Linked DNA regions of Homo sapiens: all the other regions are linked to region 2. Evidence: read pairs that join two places in POLR2A ChIA-PET (ENCODE). Cell type or tissue: MCF 10A. All regions are shown on one strand. Region 1 has its middle 8.5 kb from the start of SPRR2F. Region 2 has its middle 31 kb from the start of S100A7. Region 3 holds the start of S100A12 (S100 calcium binding protein A12).

The links. ChIA-PET counts read pairs that join two places held together with the same protein. Peaks named below come from ENCODE experiments on the same cell type or tissue, not always from the same donor. Only the 100,000 strongest peaks of a DNase experiment are listed, where the experiment ranks them.
Region 1: POLR2A ChIA-PET joins it to region 2 with 5 read pairs; 1 of 35 experiments calls an interaction of 5 or more read pairs at or near these places.
Region 3: POLR2A ChIA-PET joins it to region 2 with 8 read pairs; 3 of 35 experiments call an interaction of 5 or more read pairs at or near these places.

The regions. Positions count from the first base shown.
Region 1 is chr1:153,118,047-153,126,046 of GRCh38, forward strand. It overlaps a transcript of SPRR2F not described here. Among named protein-coding and RNA genes, the nearest start is that of SPRR2F, 8.5 kb to the left of the region's middle. RefSeq lists an enhancer at 4,739-5,482 and a silencer at 4,938-5,027. In MCF 10A, no CTCF peak of the experiment used is centred here; DNase peaks (open chromatin) are centred at 4,985 and 5,265.
Region 2 is chr1:153,487,429-153,495,428 of GRCh38, forward strand. No RefSeq gene overlaps it. Among named protein-coding and RNA genes, the nearest start is that of S100A7, 31 kb to the left of the region's middle. In MCF 10A, a CTCF peak has its summit at 7,664 (motif pointing left); DNase peaks (open chromatin) are centred at 1,523, 3,023, 3,393 and 7,643.
Region 3 is chr1:153,372,512-153,380,511 of GRCh38, forward strand. It overlaps S100A12 (S100 calcium binding protein A12), which reads right to left and starts at 3,110. Exons shown (of 3, transcript NM_005621.2): 1 at 3,041-3,110; 2 at 1,944-2,101; 3 at 1,200-1,456. The coding sequence starts at 2,081. The coding sequence ends at 1,316. It also overlaps the pseudogene LAPTM4BP1. RefSeq lists a silencer at 7,873-8,000. In MCF 10A, no CTCF peak of the experiment used is centred here; a DNase peak (open chromatin) is centred at 3,140.

The DNA.
Region 1 (8,000 bases), 370 kb before region 2:
TAGAAATTCATGTAACAGATTTCAAAATATGCCCACAAAAAATAACCTGGATTCAAATGTTTATAGTAGCTTTATTCATAATTTCCAAGAATTATGATCCACCAAGGTGTCCTTCAGTAGATAAATAGATAAATAAACTGTAGTATATCACACCCATAGAGTGGAATACTGTACAGTGACAAAATGGAATGACCTATCAAGACTCACAAAGACATGGTTGAATTTTAAATGCAAATTGATAAGTAACAGAAGGCCGTCTTAAAGACTACATACTTTAAGGTTCCATATATGTGACTTCAGTAAAAGATAAATTTACACATCCAAAGAGTTCAACAAACTCCTAGTAAAATAAATTCAAAGAGAGCCACACGGAGGCACATTATAATCAAACTATCAAAGAGAGAATATTCAAAGCATCAAGAGATAAGTGAATCTTCATATATAAGTGATCCTTAATAAGACTGTTGACCAATTTATCATCAGATGTCTTGGAGATCAGGAGGCAGTGGGATGATATAATGAGAGTGCTGAAAGGAAAAAATGGCAACCTAGAATTTCGCTTCTGGCAAAATTGTACTTAAAAAATGAGGGCGAAATTATAACATTCTCTAATAATCAAAACCTGAGGCGGTTCATTGCTCCTAGATTTCCTGTGTGAGAAATGATAAAGAGAGCCTTTTGATTTGAAGTAAAAGGATGCTAGAGAGAAATTTGAAACTGTATGTAGATATAAAGGTCTCTGGTAAAAGTACATGGGCAAACGTAAAAGCCAGCATTATTGTAATTTTAGCTTGTAACTCCACTTTTTATTTTCTACAGGATTTAAAATGCAAATTCATAAAATATAATTATAAGCCAAAGTTAGTGGACATGCCACGTAGAAAGATGTAATTGGTGAAATCAATAACATAAAAAGGGGATAGACTTTTGTCAGAGTTGAATTTTTTATGCATTTACAGTTAAGTTGGTGTTAATTCAAACTAGATAACTGTAACTTTAGGATGTTATATATAATCCCCATTGTAACCCCAAAATAAATATCTATAGAACATATACAAAAGGAAAAATAAACACAATCAAAAAGTTTTTCTACAAGGATCAACTGAACACAAAATCAAGCAATCATGGAAGAAATGAAGGACAAACAATATACAGTAAATGCGGAAGGAAGACCTTCGTCATCAATGATTACTTTAAATGGAATTCCTTGAATGGAGAATTAAACTTTCTAATCAACAAACAGAGATTGGTGGAATGGATAAAAAAGAAAAAAGATCCAACTCTATGCTATTTAAGAGAGACTCACTTTACATGGAAGACACAACGGTTGCAGAATCAGGAGAACCAGAAAGACCACGGGGTAAAAGGAGGAGGATTTATTGAATGCACTCAGACCCAGAAGATTAACGTCAGAAGATGTGCCAAGAACAAAGACAGCACTTAACTTTTATACACACTTTTAAAAGGGGATGGGCTAGCTTGAAGCAGGCTTACAGTGGCGTGAAAGTGAGGATACAGAGGCAGAACAAAGACAGTTAATCAAATTTTAACAGGTTCATAACTCAGGATTACACATGACTGTTGCTATGTAACCAAGATGGCCGTTATCTAGGTTTGCCCTAGTGCCTAGCACAGCTTATTCCATGACCTTCACTACAGCGCCCAGGTGGCCATAATTCAGGCCTGCTCAGACAGCTCATGTCCTTCACTGTTCCACTTAGACAAAACAGAATACTTGAAGTTACTAGATACAGAGAACAGGAATCTATAAACTTATACCATAAAAGAAAGGAAAATTTGTTTTTCTCCTCCCTGTGTTGAAAGAGTGCTGGGAGGGTCTCCAGAGTAGATTTCTTTGTGTACTAGCTTCTTAGATAATGTTTATCAAGGCTTTTCCTGGGTCTGGGCTGTGCCTGTTGCTGCCTCTGAGATAAGTCAGCCTAATACAGGAAAGCTTATTTCTTTTTCTTTTTAATTTTATTTTTCTTTCCTTCCTTAATTTCCCACCTCACAAACAGGGTGAAAGTAATAGGATGGAAAAGTAAATTCTATGCAAATAGAAGCCAAAAGAGAGCTGAGGTGGCTAAACTAATATTTTGTAAAGCCATACTTCAAGTTAAATACCATTATCAGAGACAAAAAAAGACATCATATATTGATAAAAGGATCAATTTACCAAGAAGATATAGCTATTATAATCATACATTCACTAAATATCAGAACTCCAATTAATATATGAAGCTACACTGAAATAAATTTTTTAAATAATTGACAGATCTATAATAAAAGTTGAAAACTTCAATATTTCACTTTCAATAATGACTAGAATGACAGAAGTTTGAAAAAAAAAAAGATGATTTGCGAAAAAGTATAGACCAATTAGACCTAAGAGGCAAATAGAGAATACTCCACCCACCAACAGCAGAATCCACATTACAGTTTTCTCAAGAGAACATGGAACACTCCCCAGGATAGATCATATATTATATTATGCTGCAAAACAAGTTAATATATTTTAAAAGACTAAAATCATACAAAGTACTTTTCCAGTCATGATGGAATGAAACTAGAAATCTATAATCAAAGAAAAACTGGAAAATTCACAAATTTGTAGAAATTAAACAACACACTCTTTAACAATCAATGGGTCAGAGAAGAATTCACAGGGAAAATTAAATACTTTGAGACTACTAAAAACAAAAGCATGTCATACCAAAACTTATGGGTTGCAGCAAAACAGTGCTAACGGAAATTTGTAGCCATAACCACATGCATATTTTAATGAAAACAAACACCTCAAATCATTAACCTCATATTATATCTTAGGAACTTTAAAAAGTAAAGCATAATAAACCCAAAGCAAGTAAATAAGAGGGAAGAGAGTGAAGATACATAAAACAAAGGACAAGCAATCAATAGGGAAAATCAACAAAACTAAATGCTATTTATTTGAAAATGTCAACAAAACTGACAAATCTTTAGGTAAATTAAGAGAAAAACAGATGTAAGACTCAAATAAATAAAAATTTTGCAAGTGTGAAATTTACAACTGATTTTACAGAAATGAAAAGGATTTTAAGAGAAGACTGAAAAATTCTATGTCAGCATATTGGATAACCCAGTTGAAATGAACAAATTCTTAGAAATACACTATTTATCAAACCAAATCATGAAGAAATAGAAAATCTGAATAGACTTATAACATGTAAGAAGATTGAATCTCTAATCAAAAACCTCACAGGAAAAAAGATCTAAAGCAGAAAGATTTACTGGTGAATTATGTATCAATTGTAACTCAAAGCAGGGAATATTTCCTGACTTGTTCTGAGACCAGCCTTCCCTGGATACAAAAAGACACTATAAGAAATGAAAACTACAGATCAATGTTTCTCATAACATTAATGCAAAAAATCCTCAAATAAATTTCATGCACCAAATTTAGCAACATAATTAAAAAGGATTATACAACATGACCAACTGTGATTCACTCCCCAATCCAGGAATTGCTCAGCATAAGAAAATCAATTAAGGTGATATACCAAATTATCAGCAGAAGAAAAAAAAAAGATGATCCTCTCAATCAGTGCAGGAAGAGCATTTCATAAAATTCAACCTTGTTTCATAATTAAAAAAAAAAACTGCCAGGCACAATGGCTCACGTCTTAATCCCAGCCCTTTGGGAGACTGAGGTGGGTGGATTGTTTGAGGCCAGGACTTTGAGACCATCCTGGGCAACATAGTGAAACCTCATCTTTACCAAAAATACAAAAATTAGCCAGGGGGTGGTGGCATACACTTGTAGTCTCTGCTACTCAGGAGGCTGAGGTGGGAGGATTGCTTGAGCCCAGGAGGTCAAGACTTCAGTGAGTTGAGATAGTGCCACTGCACTCCAGCCTGGGCAATAGAACAAGACCCTGTCTTAAAACAAACAAAAAAGGCCGGGCGCGGTGGCTCAAGCCTGTAATCCCAGCACTTTGGGAGGCCGAGGCGGGTGGATCACGAGGTCAGGAGATCAAGACCATCCCGTCTAAAACGGTGAAACCCCGTCTCTACTAAAAATACAAAAAATTAGCCAGGCGTAGTGGCGGGCACCTGTAGTCCCAGCTGCTTGGGAGGCTGAGGCAGGAGAATGGCGTGAACCCGGGAGGCGGAGCTTGCAGTGAGCCGAGATCCCACCACTGCACTCCAGCCTGTGCGACAGAGCGAGACTCCGTCTCAAAAAAAAAAAAAAAAAAAAAAAAATAGTCAATAAACTAGAGATAGAAAGAAACTTCTTCAAACTGATAAAGGCCATATATGAAAAAGCCCTGCTAACATCAAACTTATTGGTGAAAGATCAAAAGCTTTTCCTTTAAGATCAAAAACAAGATGGGGATGCCCACTTTCTCAACTTCTAGTCAACATACTATTGAAAGTTCTAGTCAGTGCAATTAAGTAAGAAAAAATAAAAGGCATCCAAGTTGGAAAAGAAGAAATAAAATATTTCTGTTGACAGATAATATAATCTTGCATGTAAAAAAACTCTAAAATATTATCCCAAAATCCCCATTAGAGCTAATAAACATATTAAGAAAAATGAAGATTTGCTTCAATAAAGTTTTCTTCTATACTACCAACTCCTACACATAAATAAGAAAAAAAATCCTAATAAAAATTATGTAAAAGGCATGGGAAATTTTTTACAAATAAAGAAACAGTCAAGTGAAATACAGGGGAGAGGAAGCAGCAGAAAGAGCCCTGTGGACACTCTCAGTCCCCAAGGAAGACATTTCTGACTTTGTCTCACAGGAGTCCTTGAGGAGGGCTGCCAGTGGAAGTGGGGAAAGACCACAGACAGAAGGAAACTTCCAGCTGAACTTTGTAACAATTTCAACTGAACATGAAGTTTCCTGGACGGAACCCGGGGGAGGGGGTGAATGTGAGCACAGCAGCTGCAGCAGACAGGGAGGTGTGAAACCTGAGAGCCCTGCTTACTTTCTCAGCAGGAAGGCTTGTAGCCAGAGGCAAATTCTCAGCCCTGCTCACCTGCTGCCTGGAAGTAAACCCAGTGCTATTAGGGAGGCACAGTGGGAGTGAGTGAGACCAGTTTTTCAGGCTGCATGGGAGCTGAATGAGGCCTGTAACTGCTGGCTTTCCCCCACTTCCCTGGTGACCTGTACAACACAGCAGAGGCAGCCATAATACCCCTGGGAACATAACTCCATTGGCCTGAGAACCACACCTCATCCCCACACAGCAGCTGCAGCAAGCCTCACCCAAGAAGAGTGTGAGCTAAGACATGACTAATCCTACCCTAACCTGATGGTCTTTCCCTACCCACACTGGTAGCCGAAGACAAAGGACATAATCTCTTGGAAGTTCTCTGGCCCTGCCCACTGCCTGAGAAAACGAAATACTTATCTGGTATCGGGGGAAATTCACCCCAGATATTTCACATAGGTTCTTTTCTATTTTCCCTAAGTGTCAGCTTGTCTGAGAAATAAAGGGACAGAGTACAAAAGAGGGAAATTTTAAAGCTGGGTATCTGGGGGAGACATCACATGTCAGCAGGTTCCGTGATGCCCCCTGAGCTGTAAAACCAGCCAGTTTTTATTAGGGATTTTCAAAAGGGGAGGGAGTATACGAATAGGGTGTGGGTCACAGAGATCACATGCTTCACAAGGTAATAAAATATCACAAGGCAAATGGAGGTAGGGTGAGATCACAGGACCCCCAGGACCAGGGCAAAATTAAAATTGCTAATGAAGTTTTGGGCATGCATTGTCATTGATAACATCTTATCAGGAGACAGGGTTTGAGAGCAGACAACCAGTCTGACCAAAATTTATTAGGCAGGAATTTCCTTGTCCTGATAAGCCTGGGAGCGCTATGGGAGACCGGGGCTTATTTCACCCCTTAACGACAACCATAAAAGACAGCCATCCCAAAGCGTCCATTACAGAGGCCTCCCCTTAGGGACGCATTCTCTTTCTCAGGGATGTTCCTTGCTGAGAAAAAGAATTCAGCGATGTTTCTCCTATTTGCGTTTGAAAGGAGAGAAATATGGCTCTGTTCCGCCTGGCTCACAGGCAGCCAGAGTTTAAGGTTATCTCCCTTGTTCCCTGAACATTGCTGTTATCCTGTTCTTTTTTCAAGGTGCCCAGATTTCATATTGTTCAAACACACATGCTCTACAAAACATTTGTGCAGTTAACGCAATCATCACAGGGTCCTGAGGCAACATACATCCTCCTCAGTTTACAAAGATGACAGGATTAAGAGATTAAACTAAAGACAGGCATAGGAAATCATAAGGGTATTGATTGGGGAAGTGATAAGTGTCCACAAAATCTTCACAATTTATGTTCAGAGATTGCAGTAAAGACAGGTGTAAGAAATTATAAAAGTATTAATTTGGGGAACTAATAAATGTCCATGAAATCTTCACAATTTATGTTATTCTGCCATGGCTTCAGTCGGTCCCTCCATTCGGGGTCCCTGACTTCCTGTAACAATCCAGGCAACCCTGGGGCAAGCTTGTATCTCCCCTATACTACTGCAGCTGATGCTGTCTGGAAAGTGCCACCTCCTGTTTGGAGGCCAACAAAACACAAAACCAGCATGCTAAACAAAACTACAAGTAAGGACCCTCACAGAGTCTACTTCACTCCTCTGCTACCTCCACTAGAGCAAGTGCTGGTATCCATGGCTGAGAGACCTGAAGGTGGATCACATTACGGGACCCTGCAGACACTCCCCAGTACCAGGCTGGAGCCCAGTAGGTCTGCTGGGTGGCTAGATCTAGAAGAGAGATAACAATCACTGCAGTTTGGCTCTCAGGAAGCCACATCTCTAGTGGAAGTAGGAGAGCACCAAATCAAGGCAGCACCCCATGGGACAAAAGAATCTGAACAGCAGCCCTTGAGCTCCAGATCTTCCCTCTGACATGATCTACCCAAGTGAGAAGTAATCAAAACAATTCTGGTAACATATCAAAACAAGGTTCTTTAACACCCCCAAAAGATCACACTAGCTCACCAACAATGGATACAAACCAAGAAAAAAATCTCTGAATTGCCAGAAAAAGAATTCAGAAGCTTGATTATTAAGCTACTCAAGGAGGCACCAGAGACAGGTGAATACCAACTTAAAGAAATTTGTAAAGCGTTACAGGATATGGATTAAAAAATCTCCAGAGAAACATATAGCATAATTAAAAAACAATCACAACTTCTGGAAATGAAGGACACATTAAGAGAAATGTAAAATACAATGGAAATTCCCAGCAATAGAATTGAACAAGTAGAAGCAAGAACTTCAGAGCTCAAAGACAGGGCTTTTGAATTAACCCAATCCAACAAACAGAAAGAAAAAAGAATTTTAAAAAATGAGCACAGCCTTCAAGAAGTTTGGGATTATGTTAAATTACCAAACCTAAGAATAATTTGTGCTCCCAAGGAAAAAGAGGAATCTAAAAATTTGGAAAACATATTTGAGGGAATAATCCAGGAAAACCCCCCTGGCCTTACTAGAGATCTAGACATGCAAATACAAGAAGCTCAAAGAACACCTGAGAAGTTGATTGCCAAAAGATCATCACCTAGACACATAGCCATCAGGTTATCTAAAGTCAAAACAAGAAAGAATCTTAAGAGCTGTGAGGCAAGAGCATCGGGTAACCTACAAAGGAAAACCTATCAGGTTAACAGCAGATTTCTCAGTAGAAACACTACAAGCTAGAAGGGATTGGGGTTCTATCTTTAGCCTCCTTAAACAAAATAATTATCAGCCAAGAATTTTGTATCCAGCAAAACTAATCTTCATAAGTGAAGTCTTTTGCAGACAAATGCTGAGAAAATTCACCACTACCAAGCCAGCACTACAAGAACTGCTAAAAGGAGCTCTCAATCTTGAAACAAATCCTCAAAATATACCAAAATAGAATCTAATCTCCTTAAAGCACAAATCTCACAGGACATATAAAACAACACAATGAAGAAAAAAAAGGTATTCAGGCAACA
Region 2 (8,000 bases):
AGCCTGGGCAACATAGTGAGACTCCATCTCTACAAAAAAAAATAAATATATTTAGCCAGGTGTGGTGGTGTGCACCTGTGGTCCCAGTTACTTGGGAAGCTGAGGTGGGAGGATCACCTGAGCCCAGGAGTTTGAAGCTATGGTGAGCCATGATCCTGCCACTGCACTCCAGCCTGGGCAGCAGAGTGGGACCCTGTTTCTGTTTCTTTTTCTCTTTTTTTTTTTTTTGCAGTGGTGGGATCTCAGCTCACTGCAACCTCTGCCTACCAGGCTCAAGCAATCCTCCCACCATTATCCAAGAACTCATCGCCAAATCTAACATTGTTAAGCTTTTCCCCTGTTTTTAAAGAGTTTTATAGTTTTCGCTCTTACATTTAGGTCTTTGGTGATGGTTTCTATCTTAAGCTGGTGGGTAATCAAGCATTCCTTATGTTATTTGTTACATTGCAGGGGATGTGGGGGAGTGTGGGTTCTCTTTTGCTGTGCCTGCTTTTCTTACATTGCATGAAACACAAGTCCAGTCAAGTTCTCTCTGCCATGGTCACTAGTATTACTGCCTAGAAGATCATCTTATGTATATCTTACTGAGGCCATTGTCTTCTTCTCTGTCTCTGAAATGGAGCAAGAAGCAAGTAAATCTCATCTAGAGAATGGGAGTCTTACCAGAGGCTGGGAAGGGAAGAGGGAGAGGGGAATAAAAAGAAATTGAATGGGAATTCAATTGCTGGGAAGGGGAGAAGGAGAGGGGAATGAAAAGAAATATATAAAGGGTTATATAGAAGGAATACAGAATACAGTTATATAGAAGGAATAAGTTCTAGTATTTGATAAGTTCTAGATACTAAGTTCTAGTATTTGATAGTACTAGATAATACAATAGGGAAATTACATTAACAATAATTTATTGTAAATGTGAAAATAGCTAGAAAAGAAGAATTGTACTGTTTCTAACACAAAAGATAAGTATTTGAGGTTATGAATATTCCAATTACCCTGATTGGATCATTACACACTATATACCTGTATCAAAACATTACATGTACCCCAAAAATATGTACAACTAGGATATATCAATCTTTTTTAATTCTTTGGTGAGCTGGTAGTGTTAGACAGCAATCTTTAATGACCAGTACTGCTCCTTGCGGAGCAGGACTAACTCATAGGCAGCATGCCCAGAGTCAGCCATGATATATCCATTTTTTTAATACAAAAAAAAAAAAGGGTCTTTGCCCTTATCCAACTGCTAACCACCCAGGACACCAAAAGCTCTGAGCTAATGACTGGGAATGAGAGACCAAGCCGACATCTGTCTGGGTAGATGGCACTGCCCTCCAGCACCCTCCTCCCTGAGTCTCCTGCACTACTGCTTGCCCTGGAGTCACTAGGAAGGAAATCCAGATAGGGCTGGCTTCCTCATACAAGGGCTTGAACACAGTATGAAAAACACAAATTAGAAAGCTCTGGAAAGTGAGTACACCCTGGAAGGAAGCCCAGACATACCAGAGTCTTTATCACACTAAAATCACACGTGCCAAGTGCCAGGCTCACGAGGCAAGGCCTGTGTGTGCTGGAAAGATGTGTGAGACACTGCCCTTGTGCTAAAAAAAGCAACGCAGTTGTGGAGGCTGCAGTGTATAAACCCGTAGTGAAGAGCACTAGCCTTGGGGGCCAAAAATCACAGGTTTGAACCTGGTTCCTCTACTTCCTAGCTATGTGGATGTGACAAGTTACATCTCTGAGCCTCAGTTTCTCTGCCTGTAAAATGGAATAAAAAATATTCAGGTCAGGCGCGATGGCTCATGCCTGTAATCCCAGCACTTTGGGAGGCTGAGGTGGGCGGATCACCTGAGGTCAGGAGTTCGAGACCAGCCTGGCCAACATGGTGAAACCCCATCTCTACTAAAAATACAAAAATTAGCCAGGCACAGTGGCGGGCGCCTGTAATTCCAGCTACTCGGAAGCCTGAGGCAGGAGAATCGCTTGAACCCGGGAGGCGGAGGTTGCAGTGAGCCAAGATCGCACCACTGCACTCCAGCCTGGGCAATAGAGTGAGACTCCATCTCAAAAAAAAGGCTTTACATCTATGAATGTATTTAATCATTACAACACATTTAAAAGGTAGGAGCTATTATTATCACCCCCACTTTACAGATGTGAAAGCTGAGGCACTATAGGATTATGTAATTTGCCCAAGATCACACAGGCAGTAAATGGTCACACCTGGATTTGAACTCAGGCAGTCTGGCTCTAGAATCCTTGCCCTTAATTGCTGGACTCTGACACCTAGTTTAAACCTGTTTATTTTTAGCTCTCGTGCTACCCACCTTGTGAGCTGTGACTCTACAATAGCAGAAGTGACGGTGGTAAAGGCAGTGGAGTGGCTGTGGTAGTGGCAGCGGAGTGGCGGTGGTAGTGGCAGTGGAGTGGCGGTGGTAGTGGCAGTGGAGTGGCGGTGGTAGTGGCAGTGGAGTGGTGGGGACAACAGTGCGAATCACAATCAGGGAATTCAAGGGCACAAATGGGAACATTCAACCACTGCCATGAAACTGCAAAACTTGAAGGCTCTAACACTGAACCTTCAAATTTATTAAAGTTCTATCTCAATCCTAAAATTAAAGCCATATAGTGGCCTTTTCCTCCTGAACCCCGAGGTGGGGTGGTGCAGAACACTCCTGGACAAGTGGGATTGGGCCGAGTTCACTGCAAAAGGAGGGATGAAAGCGGCTTTCCCGAATTCCTCACCCACCATCATTCCTCCCGTCTCAAACAGGAGGACGAGAGAGTCAAATACTGAGCAAGGTAAATGGAATCGCCACTTTGGGAACTCTGGATGCATGCCACTTCCTTTCCCCGGGAGGAAAGGCCCCTCCAGGCCTACCTGGTCCTGGAGCTGGACAGGGCCCATCCAAGAGTCCCACCCTGAGGGCGGGAGCCGCCACCTGTTGTCAAGTCTGAAAAGCCACCATCTGGGCTTCCTTCCCAGGGATTGATTCATCCTTACGTCTGTCCTGGCAGCCTTCGCAGATTACAAAACCCTCTTTATCCCATTTAGTTTTTATGACAGCAGTCAGAATGGTGACTTCATCTGAGCCCCAGCCAACCTCACGGTGTAATATGAATCCCTCCTAATGACGAAACGAGACATTATCCCTTTTGCTTTGATTTTTCACTGTTGCTGCTGCTGCTGTTAGGCCCTGCACCTGGCAAAAGTAAGTGCAATACTCATCTGGAAGTGAGTGATTGAAAACTCTAGACAAAAACTCTGCAAGCAAACCAAAGAGGTTAATTTGTCTGAAGACACAGAGCTAACAGAGGCTAACAGAGGCTGAGCTGTGATTCACACAGCAGTCAATCTGACCCCACAGTGCTGCTGTTTCATAGATGACGAAAACAAGACTGGGAGAGGTGAAGTGGCTTGCCCAAGCCGCAGGGCTGGTGAAGAACTGAAGGAGACTTAACTCAGAGCTCCAGATCCCTAAGGCAGGCACTCATGCTTTCTTTGAAGAAATGGGGGACTCCACTGACTTCTGAGAGAGGAAACACCTACGCAATCCGCTGACAGTCTTGGTTGGCAAGCCACAGAGTGTGACACACAAGATAGAAGAGGGAGGCACTGAAGCCTCCTCAGTTGTCTTGGGGTGGGAGGTCCAGGAAACCCCACCATCACCCCTCAGCATGTTTGAAGAACCCCATCTCCAGCCCAGGACCCCATAAGCCTTTCACCAAATCCCTTCCCAGCCCCTCCCCGCCCCCCACTCAGCACTCATGATCCCTCCCCTCTGCCAAGCATCCCCACCCACAAAGCCCCTCACAGTCAGCCCCTGACTTCCAGCCTAGCCTGGTCAGAGCACTGCCCCTCACAAAGCTAGGAACTCCCCAGCTGGGGCTGCTTCTTCCCCATCAGGCAGACATCTGCCGTTGCCCTTCTGCACCCCTCTCCTCCCACTGCTAAGGGCAGGGAGTTCAGACCTGGAAGTTCAAGAGAAAGAGATGAGTTCTTGTCTCTACCCCTCCCCAGGTCTTCATTTCTACCCACTCCCAGGAGTGTCCGGCCTCTGGGGAGTTTTTCCTCATAGAGGAAGGAGGAATATGTTGCCCAGGAGACAATGCCAGCCTCCACTCTGTGAATTCAAGGTGAATCCTCGTGGTTGAAACTACAGGAGGAAAAACAGAGACTGAGGTGGCTTTGGTCTCGCCGTCTAAGTAAACTCTAGCACAGGTGCCGTGGGGTGTCCCTCACACAAAGCCAAAGCACTCAATCTACAGTGCACCTTGAACCCACCACACAGGTATTCTTAAACACAAGAGCTTGCCTCCTCTTTCCCTGCAAACCCCAAGGACTTGGTCTTCTTGCCTCCCCTCTGCAGTAATTCTGCCACTCCTCTGTTCCTTGGGTTTGCAGTAGTCACTGCTGGTCACCAACCATCCACCAGTCCCCTCTCCTTCCTTCTTGCTGGCAGACCACACCTTCCACAACAAAGGCCAACAATGCCAAAGACTTGGTCTCCAAGCCTCCTGTGCCTCTAGAAGTGGCCTAGATGGGACCTAGTTCTGGCTGGTGATATGAAGGAGATGTCTTCTGGAGAGTTTATGAGAAAGATTTTCTGCCTTTCTCCAAAAAAACAAAAAAAAAAAGTTTTGGGAGAAAAAAAAAAGTTCCCTGCACTCCCTATTTACTTTGTTTTGGTTTTTGTTTTGTTTTGGTTTGTTTTGGTTTGGTTGGTTTTTTTTGAGACAGAGTCCTGCTCTGTTGCCCAGGCTGGAGTGCAGTGGCGCCATCTTGGCTCACTGCAACCTCCTCCCCCCGAGTTCAAGCAATTCTCCTGCCTCAGCCCCCTGAGTAGCTAGGACTACAGGCATGCACCACCATGCCCAGCTAATTTTTTGTATTTTTAGTAGAGACAGGGTCTCACCATGTTAGTCAGGCTGGTCTCGAACTCCTGATCTCAAGCAATCCACCTGCCTTGGCCTCCCAAAGTACTGGGATTACAGGCATGAACCACTGCGCCCACCCCTATTTACTTTGGACATTGTCATGGAAGGAGCTGTGCTTATTGCTTCTCAAGAAGAGAGAAAAGAATTACCGTGAAACTGGAATGGTTGAGCTGCAGGGATCTCTTATCTCTAGATTTCTTATTATATGAGATAATAAACTTATATTTATAATCCACTTTAAACCAGTTATTTTATTTGTTTACAACTGGAAGGATCTCAAATGGTACAAATTTCCTTTTCCAAGACTATTCCTATTCCAAGAATAATATTCTTGGAATTCCTATTCCAATATTCTCAGAATTTCCTATTCCAAGAATAATGAAGGGACACTCAATCTCCAGCCACCCTCTCTGTTGCCACCCAGAAATTGGACATAATCCATAAGTCCCAACCAGACACTCTCTGGCCAAGGGGTCCACTTGGGCTGAACTCCTGCCTCCTGCCTGTATCACTAGGAAAAGAAGGGATTGAGCAAATATATGGAAAACGGAAGATGGAATCAGATAATGAAACCCCCATGAGAAGTTTGGGGGTGAGAAAAATGATGCTTGAGTTATTCCACTTGGCTTTTTCCACTGATGCAGCTTGGCGTGACACCTCTACTATTTTCTCTCTTTTTTTTTTTTTCTTTTGAAATGGAGTTTTGCTCTGTCGCCCAGGCTGAAGTGCAGTGGTGCAATCTCGGCTCGCTGCAACTTCTGCTCCCCAGGTTCAAGCAATTCTCCTGCCTCAGCCTCCCCAGCAGCTGGGACTACAGGCACAGGCCACCACACCCAGCTAATTTTTGTATTTTTAGTAGAGACAGGGTTTCATCACGTTGTTCAGGCTTCTCTGGAACTCCTGACCTCAGGTGATCTGCCCATCTTGGCCTAAAGTGCCGGGATTACAGGCGGGAGCCACCACGCCCAGCCCCCTCTACTATTTTCTAAATATCCAGGTATGTGACTTCTTCCTTCTGTGACTTCCTCCTCTTTATTAAATCAGCATACCAATTCTAACCCCTCCAGCCCTTGCGTGTGAGGCCCTCCACGGCCCACCCCAGGCATGTTCCTCCCCAGGAGCTGTAGCACAGTCTGCTCCAGTCTGACAGGTCTCACGGTGGCCACCTTCCGAGCCCAGATCAAGTCCTGTCAAGTCCTGCTTGCTCTGTGAAGCCTCCCTAACCACAACAACCCTTCTGCCCTCTACCTTCCACAAATGCTTGAGATTGTATTTCCTCCATCACTTTATCCAGTCTTGTAATTACACAATCATCATCATTTGGCTACCATAAATGTTTGTTTCGTGTAACGAAAACCAGGACCCTACTCTTGAGGTCATGGCCCCAGAGCAAATAGCTGGTGAGGCCACCCTGGCTTGCAAATTCTCAGCCCATGGGAGCAGGCTCTGCCTGCCTCAATTCTGAATCAAAGAAGGACATGTTCACAAAGACTTTATTTGTGAACAACATGTTTTCCATCACCATGCCAACACAGGCTTAATCTTCCATCATCCAAAGCAGCACATCTCATAAACCACAGCTAACATCTTTAACAAACAAAGCGCAGCTTTTTGTGACTGCTTTCACAGGTCTTAGGGTATCATCTCTGCTATCTGCACCACAAACACTATCTCTGGCCACTTCAAGCTTTTCTACATCTACCTCCAAAATAGAAATCTTTATATAGTCTTCTCTACTAGAATCTATAAATTAAAAATTCTGAACTGCATTTGATGCCTACATGTCAGCAGGGGCCTCTCTGTTCGTAACTACCACCACCCTGCCCTGATTCCACCCTGCACCCCCCGAATATGTCCAAAGCCCTCGCCAAGATTCCCACAAATTACAGGAGTCTGTATATTCTGGTGCTCATTTCTGCCTATGGAACCTGTATTCATGCATGAAATATCTGGCCTATACCTTGAGCCACATGCAAAATTCAACCCTTATCTCAATTTCCACCCAACACAAAACAACACAGATGGAAAACATCAACACATTCATGAATGTAGATGATGTTGTTAAATATCAGGATGGGAGATTCTCAGTGAAGCATCATTTCCATCTAAAAAGGAAAGCCACTAGATTTTCCTGAGGTTAGAGAAAATTCAGAGTGCAGCAGAGGAGGAGAGTCTTCCTCAAAACCAAGTGCCACTAAGGGGCATGGAGGCAAAGGAAAAGTCAACCCCCCCACCCCTAGGCAGGTCCTGCTTGCTAGGGGCTGAGCTTCTGGTGAGCAGAACCTTGGCATGGATGATGTCTGATTTCAGCAACAAAGAGGGGAGCTGGAGATTGAGTGTCCCTCCCTAATTAGTCTTGGAAAAGGAAATTTGCAACAGTTGGGAGCCTTTTGATTGCAAAAAAAATACATTAATTGATTTAAAGTGGATTATAAATAGAGGATTATTATTTCATATAATGAGAACCTAGACATAAGAGGTCCCTGGTTTGGTAAATTCTGCAGCTCAACCATTCCAGTGTCTCTGTAATTATTTTCTCTCTCCTCAAGAAGACCATGCAGACCTCCCCTGCCAAAGCCAAGGTATGAAGCAGGATGGCACCTTCCCAGCTCCCACCAAGCCCCTCCCCACCTTCCTTCTGAGAGCCCTTTCCATCAAACCATCTCCTCCCTTTTCCCTCCTTCCTCTGCCTGCCCTCTCCTGCTAAGGTCTACTCCGCCCCCTGCTGGCCAATCTTGGCAATGGCCTAGGTCTATTACGAGACCCTTCCCCTGGTCCCACCCACTTTCTAAATTAAGAGTACTGATGTCACCCCTCACCCAACCACTGCTCCCAGGAGGCCAGGGGACACATCATTGACTTCTTGCCATCAGACTGGAGGTGAAAGAGGGGGGATCAGTTTTGGGGTCACTCTGACCCACGCAGGGAGAAGCTATGGTGATGCCCTATCCTTACCGTGAGACTAGGAGCTCCTGTGGTCATGAGTGGTCTTCCCCTGAAATAAGAGCTCCCTAGAGGTCACTCTTTGGTTAGGGCCACAGGCTCTCATTCTGAGTCCCTCGGGC
Region 3 (8,000 bases), 110 kb before region 2:
TTACTTTTTTAAATATGGTTTCTAGTAAAGTTTAAGTTATACATATTATATTTCTCTTAGACAGGATTGCCCTGGGGAATCTCTTCTTAGCTGATCTCTTAGCTTCCATGCTTGCCTGTGCTCTATAATCTGTTCTCCACGAAAGCAGCCAAAGTAATCCTTCAAAGCATAAATAGAATCATTTCGCTCCCCTGGTCAAAACCCCCCAGTGTCTCCTTAGCACATTTAGAATAAAGTCTAAAGTCCTCCCCATGGTCTATAAGCTGCTGTTATCTGCTTCCTGATACCTACAGGCTCATATTCCCCACCACTCCCCATTTCAGTCACTGTACTCCAGGTATACTGGCTTCTGTGCTACTCTTTGAGCAGGTCAGGTATGTGCCCACCAAGAGCCTTGGCTACTCACTGCCAGGAACTCTTGGCCTCTAGATAGCTGCAAGTCACTCTTCTTCATTTCTTTCAGATTTCTGCTCAAATGTATACCCTGACCACCCCATCGAAACCAACATCACCTTCCTTCCCTTTCCACCCCAACTCTACTTCTCTACTTTAGTTTTCTTCATATAACTTATCATTAACTACTATTGTATCAATATGATCACACCATGTCATATCATATTATATTATATCATATATACACATATATATGTATATATCATATATATACATATATATATGTTTAAAGACATATATATATGTGTGTGTATATATATATGTGTTTAAAGACAGGATCTTTCTATGTTGCCCAGGCTGGAATGCAATAGCTATTCACAAGTGTAATCATAGCACACTACGGCCTCAAACTCTTGGACTCAAGCAATCCTCTCGCCCCAGCCTCCTGAGTACTGGAACTACAGGCACATGCCATGATGGCCAGCCATACAATATATTTTTATTTGCTTGTCTATTTATTTATTTTCTATTCTCTCCCAAATAATATGCAAGCTCTAAGAGGACAAGGACTTTGTGTCTTTGGTCTCTGATGCTCAGAGAATATTTGTTGAGTGAGTGAATGAATGAATGAATGGTGGACATTCAATAAATAATTCGATAAATAAATAATTGGTGATCAAATGAACAAATGGGGCAGGAGTTCTAAGGGATCTAAATCAGACTGCCAGAAGAGCAGGGGTAAGGTGTGATCAAGTTTGGGAACCGCAGGCATGGAAAGAAAAAAGTTCACAGACACTATTCAGAACTTTTCGTGAGTGTGTTTATTAACTCTTACTCCCCACGGGCAAGGCTGGGTTTTGGTGAGGGAAAGAAAAGACCCTCATTGAGGACATTGCTGGGTAAAAAGCCTTCAGAGAGCTACCTACTCTTTGTGGGTGTGGTAATGGGCAGCCTTCAGCGCAATGGCTACCAGGGATATGAATTCTTGAAAGTCGACCTGTTCATCTTGATTAGCATCCAGGCCTTGGAATATTTCATCAATGACAGCTTTATCTTTGATATTCTAGGAAAAAAGGACAACAGAGACCTTGAGTTCAGAACCTCCACACAAGACCCTTTCTTAGGCCTCTTATCCCTCAGAGCTCGGGTTGTGAAGGCCCAGGCACATTAACTCATTAGCCAACACTGTGTTGGAGAATCCAGTGTAACAAAACAGAGAACACAATGGTCATGAACCACCCTGGAATTAACAAGGCTTGACCTGGAAGGTACTCTTCTGCTCACTCATTCAACCCCTCCCGTGCCCTGCCTCTCTCCATTTTACATATGAGGAAACAGACTCAGAGAGAGGAACTGAGTAGAGCCTTAAGTGAGTTATTGAGAGAGGGAAGCAAAGGACCTCTCCCACAGCAGCGGGGAGAGCATCCTTTGGGAGCTCAAACTGGGGCCAACCCCACCCCAGTCCTTGTCCCACCATCCTCTGCCAGGCCTTGCCACTCCCCTCAGTGCAGGGTCATGGGCAAGTTTGCAGTGAGAGGGGCATCACCTACCTTGATGGTGTTTGCAAGCTCCTTTGTAAGCAGCTGCTTCAGCTCACCCTTAGAGAGGGTGTCAAAATGCCCCTTCCGAACTGAGTATTGGTGGAAGATATTGACAATTCCCTCCAGATGCTCTTCAAGTTTTGTCATCTTCCCAGCCTAATGTTAACCTTCAAGGAAACAAGGGAAGTCTAGAGGCAGTTTCTCCCCCACCCCTCAACCTCCACTCTCCCCTCTCTTTCTGAATCAAGGGCCTAAAGAAAACATAACATCCTCCATATCTATTTTGTGGTCTCTGCTCTGTTTGATCCATGGTGAACTTCTCATGTGTGGATAGGATGGGGAGGAGAAAACATATAATACTGTCTAACGTCTAAAAAAATCAGCCTCAGTTGCCCATGTTCCATACCACCTCATCCACCGGGGTGCATAACTTGGAGGGTATTGCTTACTCAAGGTCCCTTGGGAAGGGTTCTGTGATTGGCCAGGCTGTTTGCTTTCCTCAGGTGATGGCACTATGGCCACATATCCCCCACAAATGGTCCATAACCCACCCCTGCTTAGCCATTCTTTTTTTGTTGTTGTTGTTTTGGGTTTTTTGTTTGTTTGTTTGTTTGTTTTTGAGACGGAGTCTCACTCTGCCGCCCAGGCTGGAGTGCAGTAGGGCGATCTCGGCTCACTGCAAGTTCTGCCTCCCGGGTTCACGCCATTCTCCTGCCCCAGCCTCCCGAGTAGCTGGGACTACAGGCACCCGCCACCACGCCCGGCTAATTTTTTGTATTTTTTTAGTAGAGACGGGGTTTCACCATGTTAGCCAGGATGGTCTCGATCTCCTCACCTCATGATCCGCCCGCCTCGGCCTCCCAAAGTGCTGGGATTACAGGCGTGAGCCACCGTACCCGGCCTGCTTAGCCATTCTTAAATCATGGGACTGAGTCTACATAGCACAACAAGAGCTGATCTACTTGGGTCCAAAATGCAATATCACCCCAGAGGTGCTCAGGCAAGTGGAGGGTTGTGGTTTCCAACACCTTGTGATTTCAAAGTGGTCACCTGCAGTCACTACCCTGTGGACCACCTAAGAACCCATCCAAGGAAAATGCACTTACCCCTCAATGCACAGGAATGTGGAGCTACAGCAAAAAGCCAGCAGTGGTGAAGGGCACTGAGCCAAGGAAGGTTTTATAATCAGTTCAGGCTTCATCTTAGCCCTTGGGTGAAGAAATCTCTGATTCATCTTGAGGCAATTTATGTAAAGTACTCTGTTGCTCAATAGAAGCTTCAAACCTGTGGCTTAGGCTGCCACAGGAGCAGCCCAGATTGTACCCAGACTGAATTTTGCCCTCCTGCTCAGCCTGAAACAAAATCACCCCCACTCCACCCACCCGCACAGGGGTGCCCTGAACCTTTTTTAGCCCTGAGCCAGGGCCCAGGTTTCAGGTTTAGCTCTACTCCACTGCTCCCTAATAAAAGACTAGGAGAACAAACTTTACAGCCTGAGTGTCTTGTTTTAACAGATGAGGTTACCAGCTCTTCAGTTTTGGCAAATGGAATATCAACTTAAAGATCTTTATGCAGCTAAGGAGATAGGTAGGGAGACCTCCTCCTAAGTCGTTCTGGGATGCAAAGTTCATCACTGGAGCAGAGGATCAGTTTTCAAAATAGATTCCAAGGTTTTCAAAAAAGGAGAGAGCAATGCTACTATGCCTCCCCTTTGCTTTCCCAACTTTCTAACTTGGCTGTTACAAAGACCTAGAAAGCTGGAGTAGGGTAATCATTGTGTGTGAAGAAAGTTCACCATGCCTAGGTTACTTTACCATGTTCATGAGTTCAGTAAGACAGAACATTCACACGAGTTTTAGTAAAGCAACTTTATTACTCACAGAGAGGCAGCAAGGGACAACAGATGCCCAGGATTCATGGAGAGGTGGTCCTTCAAGATTCAGAAACCTGCCCAAAATGGATTAAGTCTCATCTGTACATTCCCCATGTCGCACCAAAGCTAAGGGACATCCAAAAGCACTCTGCCCTTGGTTTATGCCTAGAGGTCAATAAGATTGCTGAGCAATCAAGGCCATGCCAGAACCTGTGCTGCCATCTACCCCACAACACAGATATCCCCCTTAGCAAAGCTAGTTCATTTCATGTGCCCACCGACCTCTCTGGATCTGGAGGCAAAAGTCTGTCTCTCCGATCCATGTGTCACCTTGACTGACACAATCTCAGTGCAACATTGTTAAGCCATTGACAGTATTTGTTTCACTAGGCCCAGGAGGACACCACCAGAGCAGGATGATCAGGCTTGTGTAAATCAATGACAATGACCAAGGTGAATCTCAATCATTTTAGGAGGTTTATTTGGCCAAAGTTAAGGATGCGTGCCCAGAGGTAGGTCTACGTCTTTCTCCAAAGATGATTTTGAGGGCTTCAATATTTGAAGGAGAAACAGTGGATATTGGGGGAAGAGGAAGAAATATTTTTTAAATGTGTCAGTAGATAAGAGACAAGTGATTGCATCCTTTTGAGTCTTTGATCAATCTTTCACTGAATACACAATTTTCATGTGGGAGCGGAGTAGAGGAAATAGTCACTTATGCCTTCATCTGGCTCAGTGAATCTGCATTTTTACATAAGATAACAAAAATAGGGGAGAGGAAGCAATCAGATATGGATTTGTCTTGGGTGAGCAGAGGGATGACTTTATGTTCTGCCCTTTGTCCCACACCTGTGAAGATAAGCTGTCAATTACACTGCCAGGGTGAAATTCAATAGAACTGTTTTAGGGTAAAGATCTTGAGGCTCACAAGGAATTTCCTTGTGGGCAAGTTGTGAGATTGGTGTATGGCTTTTTATCTTTGTAGCTATCTTATTTAGAAACCAACCTGGGTGGGGGCAGGCTTGCATGACCCATTTCCCAGCTTGACTTTTCCCTCTGGCTTAGTAAGTTTGGGATCCTGAGATGTTTTTTTTTTTTCACATCTGCCTGGAGAAGGGACTAGCCCAGGATCCCAGCCATCCAGGCAAGAGGTTGCTAAATGCGGATCACGAGGTCAGGAGATCGAGACCATCCTGGCTAAGATGGTGAAACCCCATCTCTACTAAAAATACAAAAAATTAGCCAGGCATGGTGGCAGGCACCTGTAGTCCCAGATACTCAGGAGGCTGAGGCAGGAGAATGGCGTGAACCCACAAGGCGGAGCTTGCAGTGAACCGAGATCGCGCCACTGCACTCCAGCCTGGGCAACAGAGTGAGACTCCCTCTCAAAAAAAAAAAATAGAAATCAAAAAAGCAGGAACACAGCCTCACATACAAATATTAACCTCCAATGTGAATGGCCTAAACACTGCACTTAAAACACATACCTTGGCAAATTCGATTTAAAAACAAGACCCATCCTTCTGCTGTCTTCAAGCACCTGTCTCATGTGTAATGACACCTGTAGATTCAAAGTAAAGGGATGGAGAAAGATCTATCATGCAAACAGAAAACAAAAAAGAGCAGAGGTTGCTATTCTTGAATCAGATCCGATAGACTGTAAGCCAACAACAGTAAAAAAGGATAAAGAAGGGCATTACATAGTGATAAAGGGTTCGATTTAACAAGAAAATTTAACCATCCTAAATAAATACACACCCAACACTGGAGCACCCAGATTTATAAAATAAGTACTTCTGCATCTAAGAAAAGATTTTGGCAGCCACACAATAATAGCAGGGGACAACACCCCACTGACATCAGTAGACAAATCATCAAGGCAGAAAACTAACAAAGAAATTATGGACTTAAATTTGACACTTGACCAATTAGACTTAATAGACATCTATAGAACAATGCACCCAACAACCACAGAATATATATTATTTTCATCTGCACATGGAACATACTCTAAGATCAACCACATGCTCAGTCATAAGGCAAATCTCAATAAATTCAAAAAAATCAAAATCATACCAAGAATCTTGGACCGCAGTGGAATAAAAATAGAAATCAATACCAAGAGGAACTCTCAAAACCACACAAATAAATGGAAACTAAACAACTTGTTCCTGACTTTTGGTTAAACAACAAAATTAAGGCAGAAATCAAAAAATTCTTTGAAACATACAAAAATAGAGACACAACACAACATATCAAAACATCTGGAATGTAGCAAAAGTAGTGTTAAGAGGGAATTTTTTTTTTCATCTTGGATGTGGGCGAATCTCATTTTAATTGCAAAAGACTTCATTCACAGCACATTCAATAATGGACCAACAGGAGAGTTGCTGGCTTTTGAACATATGAATATATAAAAATACCTTGCAACTTAGGTAGTCAAGATAATAAGTGCATAAAAGGAAAGCAATCCTCATTTTTCTGAAAACTTTTACATTTTAAAAGGTGACTAGGCATACTTGGAAGTTCAAAGCTGTAGAATGTACCTTGCAGGGGAAGAAGGAGGAAAATCCTTTCCATGTTTTTAGGTAAATATATAACAAATATATCCCAATTCCACTTGATAAAGTCAGTTGCATGACTTCCTTGAACCAGGCTAGGGCAGAACACTCAGTAAAAGCAGGCCCTGGGTGGGGATGTGAATCCTGAAGAGGAGCACCAGATCCCACGCAGCACTAAACACATCAGTTTTACCCTCTAACATAGATGAGGCACGCCGCCCCATGACCCTGGACAGGGGATGCAGGAGAACAGACATCAGGTGGTTACTGCTCCCACTGCCTGGTGCTTTCCAATGGTTTTAAGTCAGGCCATGGAGAAAATCCTTTACCACCAAACACAAACTGCCATTGAACTTGTCATAAAGGATGTTATGGGGGAAATTCTTGAAACACATACATAAGGACTTCTATTTACCTAATTAGAAAAATGATTACAGAATTGGCATTCCTGTTTTCGTAAGATTTTGTTCTCTACATTGGAAAGGTTTAAGAAAAGTTGTCTATTTTTGGTTTTATTTTACACTTTCAAAAGAGAGGGAACAGAGAGAAACGTATGACTAACTGCCCAACTTTGGGGTCCCACAGGTATGAAAGCAGACTTCTCTGACTCTAGGTCCATCTAGATTTGGGGGAAGTTTACATTCCTAGGGAGGGTTAGTGAAGCCTGTTACACCCCCAATCCTACAGAAAGTATTCTACAGCCAATCTATCACAGTGTTCTAACAAAGCATATGTTGAGGAAAACTACAGGTTTCAACCTAACATCTAAATCTTAAAAAGTAGCACTTCGGCAACAAACAAGCGCAGAGAGCTCACCTGAAAAGTGAAATAACATGACTATTGCTCAGATATCTGAAAAGTCAAGCTGCTGCCCCCAGCTCCGCCCACTCAAAGGCTTAGGCAGACACCTAGGGTGGCGGCGGCTCCTTGGCAGCACCTAGGGTGGCGGCGGCTCCTTGGCAGCACCATTCACAGTGGTATCATCATACCGGGGTAGGAGCACCTTAGTGTCATTGCTGGTAACATAAACCAGGACATCGGAGGAGTTCCTGCCGTTCATCTATCTGCAGCAGTTCCAAACACAGCTAATCAAGTAACCCTTAAAAGTTAAGATAATGCTAATAAACAGAAGAATAATAAGGACCAAACAGGTGGATTCACTGACATGACATCATCTCTGTAGGGAAAATTAGGAGGCAGTTGTCGTATGTATTCCTGAATGGAGTTTGGATAAACAAGCACAGTGATTGCAACCAAGGTGTTCAGAGCAAAATCAAAGATCTGGTAACAGGGCCAGGTGCGGTGGCTCACGCTTGTAATCCCAGCACTTTGGGAGGCCGAAGGGGGTGGATCAGGAGGTCAGGAGATGGAGACCACGGTGAAACCCCGTCTCTACTAAAAATACAAAAAATTAGCCGGGCGTGGTGGCTGGCGCCTGTAGTCCCAGTTACTCGGAGAGGCTGAGGCAGGAGAATGGCGTGAACCCGGGAGGTGGAGCTTGCAATGAACTGAGATCGCACCACTGCACTCCAGCCCGGGCGACAGAGCGAGACTCCGTCTCGGAAAAAAAAAAAAATCTGGTAACAGAAGAATGGGATGATCCAGAATGCGTGTTGCCTGTATGCTTCGTAA